Regions from separate parts of the Homo sapiens genome. Here region 1 is linked to region 2. Evidence: chromatin contacts called from ENCODE Hi-C or POLR2A ChIA-PET data. All regions are on one chromosome and are shown on one strand. Each heading gives the region's core, a stretch centred on a gene start or an enhancer-like site at or near the end of the contact. The rest is flanking DNA. Distances are from core to core; before and after follow the strand shown. Region 1 has its middle 50 kb from the start of LINC00954. Region 2 has its middle 81 kb from the start of LINC00954.

Region 1 (5,294 bases), core at 402-2,901, 33 kb before region 2:
GCAGTGATCATGGAAGCATATGTCAAATAGAAGTTTATGTCAGGTTGCAACCTCTAATGGTGATGGCCTGGAGCATAGCTCCTAGCAATGCTGCATTAGAAATAAATAAGGGAGTGTTGTAAATAAATTCACACATTGATCTTCGTGTTGTTAAACCACTGAGATATTGGGATTATTTATTATGTAGCAAAACTTCACCTACCCTCATTGATAAAACTTAAAAAATTAAAAAAAAATTTTTTTTTTTGAGACAGGATTTCACTTTTGTTGGCCAGGCTGGAGTGCAAAGGCGCTATCTCGGCGCTATCTTGTCTCACTATAACCTCTGCCTTCTGGGCACAAGCAGTTCTCCTGCCTCAGCCTCCTGAGTAGCTGGAACTACAGGAGTGTGCCACCACAACTAGCTAACCCAGCTAATTTTTTTGTAGAAACAGGGTTTTGTCACATTGCCCAGGCTGGTCTTGAACTCTTGAGCTCAAACCATCTGCCTGCCTTGGCCTCTCAAAGTGCTGGGGTTACAGGCAATCGTGCCCGGCCTCATAACACTTTAAAATAAGTTAATCTATTAATTAATAAATTTAGACCTCAACTGGTCTCAAACCTGGGGCAGTTTATAAACAGCAAGATACAATAAAATATAGGGGGTTGGGCAAAGGGAAAATAGGGGTATGAAAATAAAAATGTTGGAGGTAAGATTAATCCTCAAACTGCAATCCTGTGTATGCATTCCCAGCGATGGGCCACCAATTAGTCTATAAACTTCTTAGCAGCAAAGGCAAATAGGGAAATCTGAGCAGTAGCAGCACCCATAGGATAATAACAAACCAGATTCTTAGGAAAAATCTTAGACAACAGTGGGGCAATGTGTCAAGAACTGGATGGCTTTCCTTCCAAAACTCAATCGGAGTGTCTCCCAATGGCTCTTTCTCACACCAGTTCCCAGTGCAAGCAGGGGCCACAGTGACAATATCCAAGTCAGGAAAAAAGAATGGGAGGTGGTGGTCAAAGGATACAGGCTGGACAAACAGCTTTGACGACCTGGCCGAATTTAACATGAACATTCCAGAATCTATAGCATGAGTGGGTGTCTTTTAGTCTATCCTTCCGTAAATGAGTGAATGAATGAATGAATGAATGAATGAATAAATAAATAAATAAATAAATAAATAAATATTTCCTGATGCGGCCTCTTTTAACAAAATTGTCTAGGAAGGAATTTGGTTATATTCCCTGGCAAGGTCCTGGGGCTGAATCAGACCTGGCTCCTACCCACCAGAAGCTTCCCCTCCAATGACAGGGCAAGATACATAGACAAACACCCATAGCATGGAATGAATTATGGGAAGAAAGCCCTGTCCATGCAGTATGCCCTGGGGGCCCTGAGAAGTCATGATGGCTCTCATGAGTGGTAACTGAGTCATTCCCCAAAAGGGACATGATTGGCCCTGGAGGTCTGTGTCTTGGCAGCTATTTAAGGTGTCTGAGTGCTTGGCATTGCTGTCTGTGAACAGCTTCATATCCAAGGACCATCTAAAAGGCCTGAGGGAAGAACATGCTGTGTTGAATAAGCCACAATGGCAATGAAGCCAGCTGTGCCTAGGCAGCCACAGTGTCCTCAGTGAGCTCGAGGGAGGAACATCAGCCAGGGCTGGATGAGGCCTATGAACTGATGACCTCAAGACTGGAATGTTTGCAAGAGTCTATTTTTGTTTCAGATAAAACCAGAAACAATGAGCCACTTGGGGAGCCAGCCTCCTGGAGATTGATGGTGAGGGGGCGAGCTGAAGCTCACTGGGGAAGTATGTGTGGCTCTCCGCTCACCCATATATTTCCCTGCAGAGCAAAGGCTGGGTGATGACTAGAACAGGGAAATCCAGTTCAGGCCAAGGCAGGGTCTACAGAGGCCGGGTGCTCTTTCACAAACACATTCAGTGTCTCTATCCATCCCTTCATCTATGTATGCCCCTCCACCCCGGAGCTTCACCTAGTACGCAGCTGGTGTCTGGTCCTGTTCTTGGCTAAGAGGGTAAGACAGGAGAAGGTATAGGCCTTGTTCTCAGGAGAAGACCCCCCAGGCAGAACACCACCAAGGAAAGCACCTGACCCAAGTGAGAAGCCATTTGGAATTCAGGGTCCTGGAACTTCATTCATTGCTAACCCACCCTAATCAAGGAAAAACAATGTTTTCCCTTTAGAAGGCTTTTCTTCATCAATCCAAGAGCTGTTGATGGAGAAATCTGTGTGCCTGGCTCTGCACTTAGCAGGGTGTGTGGGTGGGGAGTGAAAGGGAGCACCTCTCCAGCTAAAGACTCTTGCATCCAGTTCTCAGAAGAGAGTTAGAGCACTAATTCTGGAGGTGGAAACCCAGACACCATTAATCACCCGAGGACTGCCTGTCCTCCATCACCTCCCCTCCACTGTGACACAAACCAGGACTTTTAAGGAGCTTGCTGAGAGCCACTCAGCTAATCAGAGGCAGATCTCCCAGACCTGTATTTCCCCCCTCCCGCCGACACCAGTGAAGAGCAATGGTTGCTCCTTCCTTCATCAAATAGTCCAGAAATGAAGGTGGTGGGGAGAGGTCCTTCACCCTCAGGCCATTCCCTAGCCCAGGCTCCCTTTCCTTCTTTGACCCTCCTGGCCTCATGGATCCCTGATCCTATACTCAACACCTATTAAGTAACCTTCACACCTGGAGGTTTCTAAAGCTCCCAGTGAGGAAGTCTGGACTTTGCTGGGGAAATCACACCTCCCTCTGCTGTCAATGCTAGGTCTGTCTTCACCCCAAGAAGAAGTGGGTTGGGCTCTGATGTCCCTGGCTGATGGCCACATTGCTGTGTGTTTCATGCTCATGTTCCCCTCTGAGTCTGTCTGAAGACAGAACAGAATCAGGACATGAGGAGACTCGGCTTCCAGCGGGACTTGCTGGCACCATTCATAGTGTCTGGGGAAGCATGTCAGTGATTTGGCAGGGCTGGGAACTGTGGGAGCCCCTCCATGAATGCGTCACTGCATGGGCCATTCCTGACTGCAAGGAGATGGTTTGGGAATCAGATGTGTTTAGTTTGCAGGGTTTTCAGATCTGACATCCAGAAAGACACCAGCTCAGAACCTGGTCCAGAGTGAGATGCAAGAGGGCCTGTTACAATGTTCAGATCCTGACTTCAAGGTGCTTTTATCCAGGATACCTAAAGTGTTTCCCTCATTGGTTAGAAATGATCAGTAGAAAGACTTACAGTGGGTTACTCAAGGTACTATTTGTAGTACCAACTTGGTATTAAGTGAGGTTTGTGTGCTATAATCTTTAACTGGTCTCATGTGTACCTTGTCTCCCCATGAAGAAACCACACTGGGTTGCCTTAAAACTCTATTTTGGGCCTGGCACTGTGGCTCACGCCTGTAATCCCAGCACTTTGGGAGGCTGAGGAGGGCGGATCACGAGGTCAGGAGATCGAGACCATCCTGGCTAACACGGTGAAACCCCGTCTCTACTAAAAATACAAAAAATTAGCCAGGCGTGGTGGCAGGCACCTATAGTCCCAGCTACTCAGGAGGCTGAAGCAGAAGAATGGCATGAACCTGGGAGGAGGAGCTTGCAGTGAGCTGAGATCGCGCCACTGCACTCCATTCAGCCTGGGCGACAGAAAGAGACTCCGTCTCAAAAAAAAAAAAAAAAAAAAAAGAAAAAACAAAAAAACCCCTCTATTTTGCATGTTCAAATGTCTATTGAAAAGATGTTTTGAGAGAAGCAAGACCCTCTCAAGAGAGAGGAAGTAGGATCAGCTTCCCCCAGCTCCTACAGGGATCATTCGTTCTTTCAATCGGCAGACACTGAGCCATCTCTGTCAGGTTTGGGCTGGTAGCAGGCTACAGAGATGAATTGGAAGTGATTCTGCCATTGAGGTGTGCGGATTCAAGTAGGTGAGATTGACATGTTTGTAAAACACCATAGTAACCTCAAGGCATGGGATGCTGCGTGGGAGGAAGGCTACGTTCTGAAACTGTTCAGTGGGTTGCTCCCTAGAAAGGGCTTCTTGAAGGAGGTATTGTGATGGCAAATTTTTGGTGCCAACTTGGCCATGGTGCTCAGATATTTGGTCAAACATTATTCTACATACTTCCATGAAGGTATTTTTAAAGATGAGATTAATGTTTAAATCAGTAGGCTTGAAGTAAAGCAGACCACCCTCCATAATGTGAATGGGCTTCATCCGATCAGTTGAAGGTCTTAAGAGCAAAGACTGACCTTGAAGCAAGGAGGAATTCTGTAGCAGATGACTTTTGGACTCACACTGCAGTTCATCCTGGGATCTCCAGCTGCTGCCAGACCCTGTAGATTTTGTACTTGTCAAGCCTCCGCAACTGCTTGAACCAATTCCTTAAAATAAATACCTCCCTCTCTCTATGTTTATATAGATACACATCCCATTGGTTCTGTTTCTTTGGAGAACCCTAATACAGGTATTAATGGCTGAGGGTGCCTTGGGGGAGTCATTGCTAGTTTATGGGAACTCCTGGGCTGTACACAAGCACAGAACATTCTGGAGTGTCATGGCCCCACAGACCCATTTTTAGGGTTTATGAGAAGATAACAGAGGCCTTTTTCCAGAGACTAGTAGAAAGTGATTGTCAGAGATAAAAAGCTTTTCTCTAAAAAGACAACAGCCTCAGTGGAAGAAAGGCCAAAAGAGTTTTATGCATCTGAAGAAGTTGCTGGAAATCCCAGAACCATGGACGAGCCACTTGTGGATTTCACTGAAAAAAAATTAAAGCAAAAACCAGAGTCAAATGACCAAGTGACAAAGAGCACTACTTTAAGATGTTAGAAAGCCAAGCCCTTCCTGGACCTGAGACCCAAAGTCTCAGCTATACCAAAGCCGGAGATAGCTACATCAGTTCATTTTTGGTTTTGCTTTTCTGAGGTTTATCATACTGTTAAGTTTGCAATGTTAAAACAGCTTTGTATTTTTAACCACATTTCTAATTTTATTGTTAATCTTTCAATTAAAAAATTATAATGGAAAATGAGCAGTTTATTCATCATTCAGTCTGTTGAATCTAGGAAGAAGTGGGAGGTATTATAGTGATCTCTGGACATGTTCCTGCTGTGGTCATCCTTCATGGGTTCCTAAGAGCTAATCGTGGTCTTTCCTAATATTATTCTAACAGTTTTATAAACACCTACATTTTTGCATGAAACAACATCCTGCTTAATATAACTGGAGAGATTTCTGTTTTCCTGACTGGCTCCTGGCTGATTCAGTATTTGGCACTGCAAGTGCTCCTAGAAAGCA
Region 2 (5,375 bases), core at 2,791-5,290:
CCTTACAGAGCACATGTTGTGTGCCCAGCCTTCTGGCGGGCCTCTGAGGATGGGCTTAATCTCACAGGGGGTGGAGGCAAAGGACAGGGCATTGTAGCCTCTGAAGAGGCTACGGAGGGCCTGAGTCTGTGGTGGGGAGACTCGGCGGCCCCGGGGCAGTGCCTCTGCTGGCTGTCTGCCTGTGTTCCCACAGCAGCTGGGAACACAAACCAAGAAACTCCTCAGGGTTGCTCCTGTCTGGACATCAGAGAGCTCTTCTGCAGCTAGGGTGACCAGCTGTTCACATTCGCTTGGGATTGAGGACTTTCCTGCGGTGTGTGACTTTTGGTGCTAAAACTGGAGACTCCCAGGCAAATTGGGATGGTTGGTCACCCTACCTGCAGCTGATTGGGCTTAGAAGGAGCTACAATTAATGGGTCTGTGGTAGCATTGGTTTTTATTGTGACACCCCCCCTGCGGCTTGTTAATCAATGGAAAAGAAGCTGGAAATCATCATGGTATGGGACTCTGGTTCTTGGCCAAAAGGGAATCCCCATGGCCAATGCCTGTAAACAAACAGATGCTCAGATATGGCTCTCCTCCACCTGGCAGTGACATTGAAGCAAGAAGAGGTTGATTCCATGGAGCTAAGTGACACCTGCTATCAAGGGACGGTCTCATTATCTCCCGTCGAGACAGTGCTGGGCTCCGGTCACCAGAGGCAGGGACACATTTGTGTTGTCCTTTAAAGTGACTTCATGGATCTCAACCCATGAATGACCAAACATCCCTGAATCAACGGCCTGTCAAAGGCTGTAACAGGCATTGGACCAGAGTTGAGGGATGGGGGAAGCTCTGCATGACACCTGGAGTGGGGACGGATGTGGTCTCAAATAGCTCCAACAGGGAGGAGAGTATGGTCTGTACACTCGGGAAAGTGTGGTGCGGTAGGAGGGGATGCTCCCTCTGCACCGCTCACCATCTTCTCTCTAACTTGCTATTTTCTTTAGTTCCTGAGGTTTTTCATTGAACCACTATGCTCTTAGGCACCCAAACCAAATGCTGGGTATTCTCTTTGCCACTCCCTGTTTTCAGAGTGCAGCTCTGGCTGACCAATTCTCCCACCGTAAGACCTCTCTCCCATCTGTTTCTGCTGTCAGCATCCTAGCTCAGAGCCCACCAGGGCCACCCCAAAGCTCTCCCTGCTCCCTGCTTTCACCCTCCCTCTCTATCCTCTACCAGATCCATCTTCTCAAGGACCACCTTTGTCATACCCCCCATGCATCAATGTCATCTGACATCCTCCTGACAAAGCCCAACTTCTGGCCCTCCCTGGCCCCCAGCCTGCCTTCCTACCCCACTCTCCTTGCTCCCCATCAGCACCAGGTGTTCTGGGACTGAGCCCTCCATTCCTTGTTGATGCTGCTTGTTTTCCTGCTTCCCACCCTTGCTCATGCTGTTGCCTCCTTCAGAATGACCCGTGCTGGGGAAATCTTCATGATGGCTTTCCTGATTTCCTGGAAAAAGTGTTTCTCCCTGCTCTGGGCCTTTCCCCCAGCATGGGTGGGCCTGACTTTCAGGCTCTTTCTGTGCCCAGTTATTTACATACTGACCCACCCGCTGAGCAGGCCTCCTTGGAGGCAGGACAGCCCAACTCTAGGCACCAGTATAGACACTGGACACTGTACTTAGGGTCAGTGGGTCACTGAGAGAATCAAATGTGATCAGTCCCCAGTGGTATTTCTTGGAGTCCTTAGGCTCTCTGGGTACAGCCATGTCCAGCATGGGCTTTTTAAAATGGCCAGTGACATCTGCGTGGCTTGTGATGTGTCTTGTACCCTGTGTAGGATTAGGCGTTTTCATTTTTAGGCCTGTCAAGGGGAGACCTTGGAGGGCTGGGGCACTGGGCAGTGAGACCTGCAAGAAGGCTCAGGCTCCTATCCTCACCCCCAGCCAACCCTTAGAGCCTGTATTTGGGTTAGGAAGGCACAGGTCTGGTTACTGTCCGGATGGGGTTGGGCTTATGTGTTGGTAGTGGCTCAGGAGATACTGGACAAGCGACTGTCTGCTTTGGGGTAGCTGTATCCCTAAGCGAAGCCACAAGCATCTTGGCAGAATAATTTTATGATCTGGGAGTATCCTTAATTTTCTTTTAAATTTATTTTTAGAGACAGGGTCTTACTCTGTCACCTAGGCTGGAGTGTAGCAGCAGGATCATAGCTCACTGTGATCTCAAACTCCTGGGCTCAAGTGATCCTCCTGCCTCAGCCTCCAGAGTAGCTAGGAATACAGGTGTGCACCCCCACATCAGCTAATTTTTTTATTTTTATTTTTGTAGAGGGGGGGTCTTGCTATGTTGCCCAGGCTGGTCTCAAATTCCTGGGCTCAAGTGATCCTCCTACCTCGGCCTCCCAAAGTACTGAGATTACAGGCATAAGCCACCATGCCCAGCACCAGGAGTATCATTAAGAAGCAGCAGACCTTTCATTCAGCCAGAAACAAATGAGAAAATACTAACCATGACAGAAATAAACTCTTACTTCCAAAAGGAGCATTTTTTACCCCATCTATGACTTGTGGAATAATTTTAACCCCTATTTACCAGATGAGGAGACTGGGACGGGGACGCATGAAGGGCCTGGCTCCGGGACTTATAGGTGAGAGCTCCTGCTTTGTCCCTCCTAGAACATCATTAAGAAATAATCCCAGCTTAAGCAGCACCTTGATGAGTGACCTTGCGATTGGAAGGCAGATTCTGTTGCAGGAACGGTAGCCTCTCTGCACTCAAAGGAGATGTGTGTGTGAAGGAGAAAGAGAGGAGAAGGGGTGTCTGTGGGGCTGATTTGAAGTTTGAACAGCATCACGCAGCTGGAAGCCAAGGCAAGGCATTTCATCCACAGGGATCATCTGCATCTTTCCTGCTATCTGATGACTCAGGAGCATCCATGCGCATTTACCAAGTACCTGCCCAGTGTCAGGTGTATCAGGGAGTGAATTTGGCTGCTTGAAAAGAAAAAGTGGAATAGTTGGTTTAAACAAATAGGGCTTATTTTTCTCAGTTGAGCAAGAGGCCCAGGGATAGAGTGCGGGGCTGCTGCAGTTGTCATGCAGTGTTCCTGGGTAGTTTTCATCCTCAGGGTTTCTTCGTGGGTGGAAAGTGGCAGCTGCCTATCCATGTCACCTGCAGGAAGATGCCAAAGGAAATTCATGGAGGAAGGGGTACTCCTGTGTCAGGGAAGGGAACTCTGTTTACAAAGTGCAAATCGACTCCCACTGTGATCGGAAGGTGGTTTTTAGCAGGATGCCCACCACGCGGAGCCATGCTGAGTTGTTGATTCTGCCTCCGCAGTCGCCCTGCATGCTTCCTAAGGTTCTCTTGCTCTGGGAAGCTGGGTTTGCCCGGTGGCGACCCACTCTCCTTCCTGGCTTCCAGACCTATATGGTCCCTGAATCTCACTCCACACGTGGCCCTGACACAACTTACCTCTGCCTTTCGTTCCTGAGACTAATTGCCCCATTTTTCCCCTCTCTCCTGCTTGTGATTCGGCCCCTTAACCAGATCCCAAGGTTGAGATTTGAGTGCTCCCTTAACCATCCAGGCACTGCCCGGCTATTGACTTGGGCTTCTTCACTCACCCACACACTTGATCCTGAGAGCTGGGCCTGAGTAGGTGTGGGGGCAAAGGAAAAACAAAGATAAACCTGACTCAGGCCTTGCTCTGCAGGTCCCCAGTCAAGGCTGGCTTTGCCCTCACCTATGCTTGAATTCTAGCAGAATCTGGTCGGAGTCATGTGCTTGGTCAGGAAGGGATGAGACAGCTTCTGCACTTTGTGCAAAGGGCTTAGAGGAGAATCCAGACATTCCTCTTCGCTGGGAGTAAACTAGCCACCTGGGGACAAAGAGCAAATCATAACAGGAGTCCGGGGAAACCCAAATATGCCTCAAAGGGGACTGGAATGACAGTTTCTTCTCCCTGGAGGCAGGCCTGAGATAAACTGAAGACTAGCAGTTTTTGCTTACTGAAAAAGAGGAACATGACTCAGTCCTTGGGAGGCACTCATGGCTCAGAAAGTGCCAACTCATCCCAACCAAGCATTCTCCTCTAAAATGGCCATTTCTCTCCTCTCTACCTGCCCTACTCTTAGCCATGCATCAAGGCTTGCTCAAATATGCCCTTCGATGGGAAGCTTATTCTTACACTGCAGGCGAATCAAACTCTTCCTTTTCTGTGCTTTCTTGGCACTTTTGAAAATAGTATCTTGATTGTAATTTATCTTTTATCATAATTGGGCTTGCTGATATGCCCTCCCACTGGGCTTCTTGAGGTCAAGAGCTATGTCTTTTTCATCTCAGTGTCCCTGGGCCCTGGCTTGAGCCTGACACAGAGGAGGTGCTCAGTGAAAGATGTAGCTTTTAACAAAATCTAATGTTACTGCCAGGGGTTGTCTGTTAGCTTTCCTTCATCTACAATCTCCAGGGTTGCATTCCGGCTGCTAGCTACCCTGACCCCCTCTCCACTTGCTCTGGACCTGCCATCACCACAGCCCAAAGCTCTGGGTTGCTAACAGCCTCTGTCCCCCACAGAGCCATTAGTAGGTGTCCTTTGGGGCAGAGGGCCCTGTGCCCAGCTCTGCAGGCCTAACGACACCATTCCTGAATGGCGACATGGATGTGTTTACCCAGCCTCTGTAACCTGACATGCAGCAGTCCTAATTGTCCTCTGCGTGAACCTGGTGCAGTATTTTAGTGTGTCCTATAGAATAATATTGAGAGAATGAACAAATCAGTGGCAGAACCTTCTGAGATTTGCCTAATTGCAACTCAAATTGTTCCCATATTGGAAATTACATGGCTAAGATGCCTTTTGGGGAACTGAATATTAGGAGCCCAGGAAGGTCAGCCAACAATGAGTTGCCAGACTTTTTCTCCATGAACTCTTACCGAGACATTTTCCTGCAATGAGACATGTATAGGTTGACTCAAAACAGATTTCACAATCACTTTATCCAATTTTGGACGGCTTAATTCGGCAGTTCACGTAACCCTCTTTAATCAGCCTCACGTTCAGGGGTTGTTGTTGTGGCTCAAGCACTTTGACGGGTAGATGGCACTCAGGTCAGTACCCCTAAATGGGGAGGCTCTGGCCAGTCACTGCCTTGGCTCTGGGAGCCTGGACTATATTTGGAACTCTTAGGGGCCCTGGGTCATTGTGAAGTCTCCAGCGAGGTAGGAAACCTGTGATTCTTGTTCCCAGGCGTGCTTTATGCCCTGAGTGGGATGCCCGGGGATGATGAAAGTGAAAGTTTTGTGTGTGTGTGTGTGTGTGTGTGTGTGTGTGTGTGTTAAGATTGTTCCAGTTTTGACACTGTTGTGAGGGGTATCGAGGTCTCTCAGG

What was found. A loop is a pair of places that touch in the nucleus more often than their neighbours do. ChIA-PET counts read pairs that join two places held with the same protein, here RNA polymerase II (POLR2A). Pooled maps may share reads with other maps.
Region 1: a map of PC-9 shows a loop between it and region 2 (9-fold over the local background). The contact joins two enhancer-like sites. A Hi-C loop is called at or near these places in 3 of 168 maps with a recorded cell type or tissue (PC-9, endothelial cell of umbilical vein and posterior vena cava) and 2 of 50 pooled maps. POLR2A ChIA-PET finds 5 or more read pairs at or near these places in 3 of 52 experiments (MCF 10A, Panc1 and T-cell).

What each region holds. Positions count from the first base shown.
Region 1 is chr2:19,815,853-19,821,146 of GRCh38, reverse strand. No RefSeq gene overlaps it. Among named protein-coding and RNA genes, the nearest start is that of LINC00954, 50 kb to the left of the region's middle. Within about 2 kb of position 1,651, at least 4 of the 41 ENCODE cell types and tissues checked have a DNase peak (open chromatin) inside an H3K27ac peak, as active enhancers do; they include PC-9, where a contact is called at or near this core.
Region 2 is chr2:19,785,281-19,790,655 of GRCh38, reverse strand. No RefSeq gene overlaps it. Among named protein-coding and RNA genes, the nearest start is that of LINC00954, 81 kb to the left of the region's middle. RefSeq lists an enhancer at 3,311-4,510. Within about 2 kb of position 4,040, at least 8 of the 41 ENCODE cell types and tissues checked have a DNase peak (open chromatin) inside an H3K27ac peak, as active enhancers do; they include PC-9, where a contact is called at or near this core.